Regions from separate parts of the Homo sapiens genome. Here region 2 is linked to region 1. Evidence: read pairs that join two places in POLR2A ChIA-PET (ENCODE). Cell type or tissue: PC-9. All regions are shown on one strand. Each heading gives the region's core, and the rest is flanking DNA. Links, peaks and the distances in the headings are about the cores only. Region 1 has its middle 50 kb from the start of ANTXRL. Region 2 has its middle 3.8 kb from the start of LINC00842.

The links. Peaks named below come from ENCODE experiments on the same cell type or tissue, not always from the same donor. Only the 100,000 strongest peaks of a DNase experiment are listed, where the experiment ranks them.
Region 2: POLR2A ChIA-PET joins it to region 1 with 6 read pairs; 2 of 35 experiments call an interaction of 5 or more read pairs at or near these places.

What each region holds. Positions count from the first base shown.
Region 1 is chr10:46,235,448-46,238,350 of GRCh38, reverse strand. It overlaps the pseudogene ANTXRLP1. Among named protein-coding and RNA genes, the nearest start is that of ANTXRL, 50 kb to the left of the region's middle. In PC-9, for the core only: no CTCF peak of the experiment used is centred there; no DNase peak of the experiment used is centred there.
Region 2 is chr10:46,393,149-46,396,051 of GRCh38, reverse strand. No RefSeq gene overlaps it. Among named protein-coding and RNA genes, the nearest start is that of LINC00842, 3.8 kb to the left of the region's middle. In PC-9, for the core only: no CTCF peak of the experiment used is centred there; no DNase peak of the experiment used is centred there; H3K27ac peaks cover 713 bases.

The DNA.
Region 1 (2,903 bases), core at 151-2,650:
ATATGACATGTATGAACAGGAATCTGTTTTGGGCCTAACTGTGGAGAAGTGAGAAACCCCTTTGGCATTTCCAAGGGTAATCATAGAAGAACATGGCTCAGAGTGGTTTAGCTTCTCCAACTTTCATCTTTCTTGTCTCAAAAATAAGGATAAAATGAAATGGAGACATAAAGAATGCTAGGCTATGCTATGGCAAGGCTAAGGGAATGGCAAGGTGAGCCTGTATAGCCAGATCCAATCCAGGCCTGTCTGCCAGTGGTCTGCACCTGGTGGCAGTTGCCCACTCCAGCATCAGGATGGATGTGGACAGTTCTGGCTCATCAGCTGTCCGGGACACTAGGAGAGCACCAGCACATCTAAGAACCTCCTGTGCAAATGCATGCCAGACTCCTCTTAGTGCTTGACAGGGAGAATACTGAGAGGGGAACCTACCCTTTATCTCTCATCCTGTTGTGGAGAGGAGGTGGCCCGCTGTGTCCCCACCTTGCCTCACCCTCTCTCCTCACACCTGGAAAGATGACCATCTTAGCCCCCAACCCAGGAAAAGCATTGATCACCCATTATTTGTGTCTCAGTGTTTCTGCAGGGCTTTACTCTGAGAAGTAAAGAAGAATAGGTGTGTAAAGCGCCTAGCTTAGAAAAAGAAAGAGGAGCTCTGGAAATAAAGAAAGACAAACATTAGGAGAAGGAAGGAAGACAGTACAGGGTCTGAAGTTGGAATGTCCCTGGGAGGACTTCAGCACTGGTGTCAAAATTGATATACGGCAGGGAGAAATGAGTGGTCGGCAGTCAGCAGGCCCCCGGCACCCTGGAACCCCATAGCTGGCACCTCCCCTCCCACAAAAACTAGCACAGGCAGCCCCTCACAATGTCAGCACAGATCCCCCAGGCTGGGTTGGCAGTGCCAGGAGGAGGGCCCATCTCCTTCTGGGAGTGGCATTATCCTTTCTGGTTCCCACTATGCCTCCTAACCATGCCAGAAGAAGGTTTGAACACAATGGCCTCACTGCACACAGGGATTGCTCAGAGGCAAGAGGGTTGAAGCTGAGGCCTGGGTGGACAGAAGAGAGCACTGAACAGCAGGTGAGATCTTGTCTGGGCCTTATAGTCTGGATGGTGCCAGGAAGAGTGAGGTGGGGCTTTGAGCCCCCCTGACGAGCCACCTCTGTGAGGCCGGGACTGTGGCCCAGACATCCTGATGAAGTGTCCTGTGTTCTGGGTCCAGTTGGCCTGTGGTCAGGGGGCAGTGGCAGATGGAATATGGTGCTGAGACTTCTTGGGCTCAAAGGAGAAGTGGAGAGAAATTGTCCCTGTGCCTCCAGGCTGAGGTCTGGGCCAAGCCCATGGACTCTCTGGTTGCTTTTGCTCTGTGCTCAGCCTTGAACTTGGTGTGTGACCTGGGGCAGGGAAGTTGAGGGTTTCATGATGGGAAGGAGTCCCCAACTCTGTGCTGCAAGGAGAGAGAGAGGCTGTCTGGAGAAAGAGAAAGAGGCTCAGCTCTAGTGCTCTGGGGCTTTGGGACCAGGGTGCTCCCCTTCAGGGAAGTCAGCTTGTCAGAGGCAGCATCAGAGCTGAGGCTGAGGCACATGATGGCTGGGCTTGGATGTGCAACATGGAGAGGTGAGGAGCAGAGCCCTTAAGGCAGAGGAACAGAGCCCTCAAGGCAGAGGAGCGAGGGAAGGTGCCAGGGCATGGCCAGTTCTTCTTGTAGCTGGGCTCTGATTGCCTGAAGGCAGGGTGTGGAGACCCCAGGAGCCTGGCAGGGACGGTCTGACATGCAGGCTGGGTGGAGGGACTGGATTCTGCCAGCAGTGTAGAGCTTCTCTGGAGGGTGTGAGCTGGGAGGGAAGATGGTCCTGGGAGGACTAAATGGGTGGAGCCAGGGAGAGCAGGCTGACACACTTGGGTTGTACTAAGAAGGAAGCCTGAATCCCTGAAAAGGTGGCAGGAGCCCAATCGGGCATGGAGGAGGGTGGACAGGCAGCTGTAGACACAGGTGGCTCAGGACAGGGTCTGAGGGGGCACAAGGGGAAAGTCAGCATCATCCTGGATGGGGACTAGCAGGGCAGGGGCAGGAGAGGGCAGATCCCAGGACGGGGCCTAGAGGGGAGAAGGGTCCCTCTCAGTAAGAGAGAGACCGTCTCCGTAAGGGAATCCAGCATTTGAGGCATTTGCCACTCACATGCCCAAGGGGAGGCTTTCTGCATGAATGACAGGTTCAAGCAAGCTCAAAGTCTGCATGCTCTGGGGAACACCTGTGAGGAATAGAGGGTTTCCTTGGGACCATCAGGCTGAGACTGGCCTGGCAGGAGACCCCTGGGATTCCAGGCAGCCTGGGAAGGGTGGCCTTGAGTACAGAAGGAGCTGAACAGGCCCCATGCCAGGGAAACCACAAGCATTGATGGGCTGCTGCCTCTGCTGTGGTCTGTGGGCATCATCAGCACCACATCACAGATGGGGAGGTCGAGGCAAAGTGGCATATGCCCACTGGCATTCTGGGAGCCTGCTGCAGCCCTCCAGCCACAGGTGCTGAAGGGGATGCAGTTACAGTCCTCATGCTTGCAGAGCAGGGACAGGCACATCTACAAGGACATGGCATTTCCCACAACAGGCTCAGCCTTCAGCCAGGAGATGACCAGAAAGACCAAGAAGGGTGGTACTTTAGCTGGGAGCAAGGATAAGGGGCTTCCTGGAGGAGGCCACTCTGGAGCTGAGTCTGAAAAGGTGAGCAGCAGTTCACTGGGCAGACAAGGTTAGGAAGAGCATTCCAGAAACAGAGGACAGCTTAGGCAAATTAAGAAATGGAAAGCTGAGGGGCTCTGAGAAAGATTGTTATCTAATTCGCTGCCTGCTAAGCCCCCAAGAGAACAGCCTTGGGGAAACCTAACAATTCTCTTTGAAAA
Region 2 (2,903 bases), core at 115-2,614, 160 kb before region 1:
CGGCACGAACACTGTGTCTCAAATCATGCTGCAGGACAAACTTGGGGCTCAGTATGCTGGACCATGTTGTGCCTTCTCTCCCAGCCAGTGCTGCAATGGAAGAAAAGGAATTCAGCTCCTAGGAAATGCAAAACATTGATCTGAGGATAGAGAAGGAGTATATGTAGATATCATCTCTTGGAGGGAATTAAAAAGCAACGATGATAGAGCTATGGCAAGGCTACAGGTAGGGAATACCTATGGCAAAGAAAAACCAGAGCTAGACGATAAAGTAGTAAAACCAGATTTTATTCAGGACTATTGCAATAAGCGAAAAGAGACCTCAATATACAGTCAGGCTGATTCTAAAAACAGCATGAGAAGTTGAGACTTGGAGCCATGGAGCAGGTAGGAGTTGAAAGATGGAAAATTACCAAGAGGAAATGCCAGGGGTGAGGGTGATGCTGGCTAAACTGACCTAACAGGAGACCTGCTGAAGAAAGGCCAGGGTGACCAGACATCACCTGGGAAGGTGGAGGATGAGGACCCTGATCGGATATTGGGAGTGGTCAGATAGGAACAAGGGGAGTTCTTGCTGAATTGACTTAGTGGGATTCTTGCTCAAATTGAATTTTACAAGAAAGTACACAGATGAGCCTAGAAGGTTCAGGAGCCTGACTCAAGTTTGCTCAAGCAAAGAAACTTTGTCACTATTCCCTTATTTTTCCCCTATGCTGAAATTAAACTGGGCAGACTCCAAATTATCTTTAAAAACATAGGTGTGTTTTTAACAAATTCCAAAGAGCAATTGCAAAAGCACCTGTGGAGCGTGTCTGCTTTACCAGAAGTGCCCAAAAGGTTACTCCAGCAAAAATGATTAGCAGGTGCTGTGGATGCTGCTGGTGTCCTGGCCAGGGCCCCTTTGCTTCCTTCCCCAGGTGCCATGGGGGTCACCTGGTGGGAGTCAGCACATGGGGCCGTGACCCCTTACACCCATGCTGCTCCAGCTCTGACCCCAGGCAGAGAGAGCTTCCCCTCTAATCTGAGGAGACCTCTTGCTTCCAGGCCTGTCCCACATTTCTCTGCTGGCAGGGAGGCAGTGGGGGTGATGTCCATTCTGCCCCATCAGGGGAGATGATCAACTTCATGACTCTGCTTAAGCAGATCCCCTTGCTGGGCATGTACTTGGACTTGACCAAATTTCCTTGGCTGCAGCTCTTCTCAAGGCTCCTGTTTGGCCACATGAGGCCTGTTTTGGGGTGGGCTGCAAAAGAACCCATCGAACCAGTGGTCAGGGGAGCTTGCAGGGCAGAGAGATCCTCTAAGTCCTTCCTTCCTTCCTTCCTTCCTTTCTTTCTTCTTTCTTTTTTCTTTTTTTTTTGACAGAGTCTCGCTCTGTCACCCAGGCTGGAGTGCAGTGGCACTATCTCTGCTCACTGCAATCTCTGCCTCCCGGGTTCACGCCATTCTCCTGCCTCAGCCTCCCGAGTAAGCTGGGACTACAGGGGCCCACCACCATGCCCAGCTAATTTTTTTGTATTTTTTAGTAGAGACAGGGTTTCACCGTGTTAGCCAGGATGGCCTCGATCTCCTGACCTCGTGATCTGCCCGCCTCGTTCTCCCAAAGTGCTGGGATTACAGACTGAGCCACCACGCCTGGCCCCTCTAAGTCCTTTCTAAAGAGCTTTGGCAGAAAGCAGCTAGGCAATGGCTCAGAACTGAAAGCAAGTCTGCACACAAAGCAGGACTTGAACTGAAAGAAAAGGAATAAGAATTCTCACCCAGGGCTGGGATCCAAGAGACGCACACTGATACAACTACTAAAAGGTTGTTAAACTCCCGAAGGGCCCCTGCCTTGCTGTGTTACAGTCTGATTGTGTATTGTTGAAGCCCTTACCCCCAGTTTGCTGGTGTTTGGAGATGAGCCTTTGGAAGCTAATTAGGATTAGATGAGGTTATGAGGGCGGGGCCCTCATGATGGTATAGTGATCTTATGAAAAGAGCAGGAGAGAGAGAGAGCTCTTCCCCCCGTGACCAGGTGTAAGCACAGAGGAAAGGTCATGGGAGGACGTGTCAAAAAGGCAGCCGTCCGCAAGCCAGGAAGAGGCCCTCCCCAGGAACTGAATTGATCTTAGACTTCCCAGCCTCCAGAACTGTGCAAAATAAGTGTCTGTTATTTAAGCCACCTATTTATGGTATTTTGTATGTCAGTCTGAAAAGACTAAGACATGTTGGTGAATAGCTGCTGCATCCCCAACACCCAGGAGCCTCCCCTGGGGCCCCACAGACACCCTGCCATCCAGCACTAAGGGTTGAGGCCTGGCCCTGCAGGGGCCGCTACTCGAGCTCTGCTCCACCCCTGCAGACAGCACCCATTCAGGTGAGTGGGTTGTGCTGCACCAGTTGTTAAATATTCTGAGCACCACTTGTGGTGGATTTAAAAACAGCCCCCAGATTCGTTGACACTCTTCTCATTGACAGATTGGGTCTGTGTCCCCTTTCCTTGAAGCTGGGGTGGCTTGTGGTGTCTTCAACTGATAGGGCACCGGGGAAGTGATGCCATGTGACTCCTGACGCTAACTCACAGAAGGCAATGTGGTGTCCTTCTTGTCCACTGGGAGACGGTGGAGCCCTACCACTTGCTACCCTGAGGCCACCTTGCTGGAGAAGCTACGTGTAGGAGCGCAGGGGACAGTCCCAGTTGAGCCTGGCCTTCCAGCCATCTCACCAGGGGCCCAACATGTGAGTGAAGAGGCATCCAGATGGTTGCACCCCTCTGCCCTAGAGTCACCCCAACCTTCAGGTCTTCCCAACTGAGACTGAGTCGTCTTACTTGTTGGGTCAGAGACAAGCACCTTGCTGTGCCCTCCAGAACTGCTGACCCACAGAATCTGTGAACATTATACATGAGGATTTTATGCTAC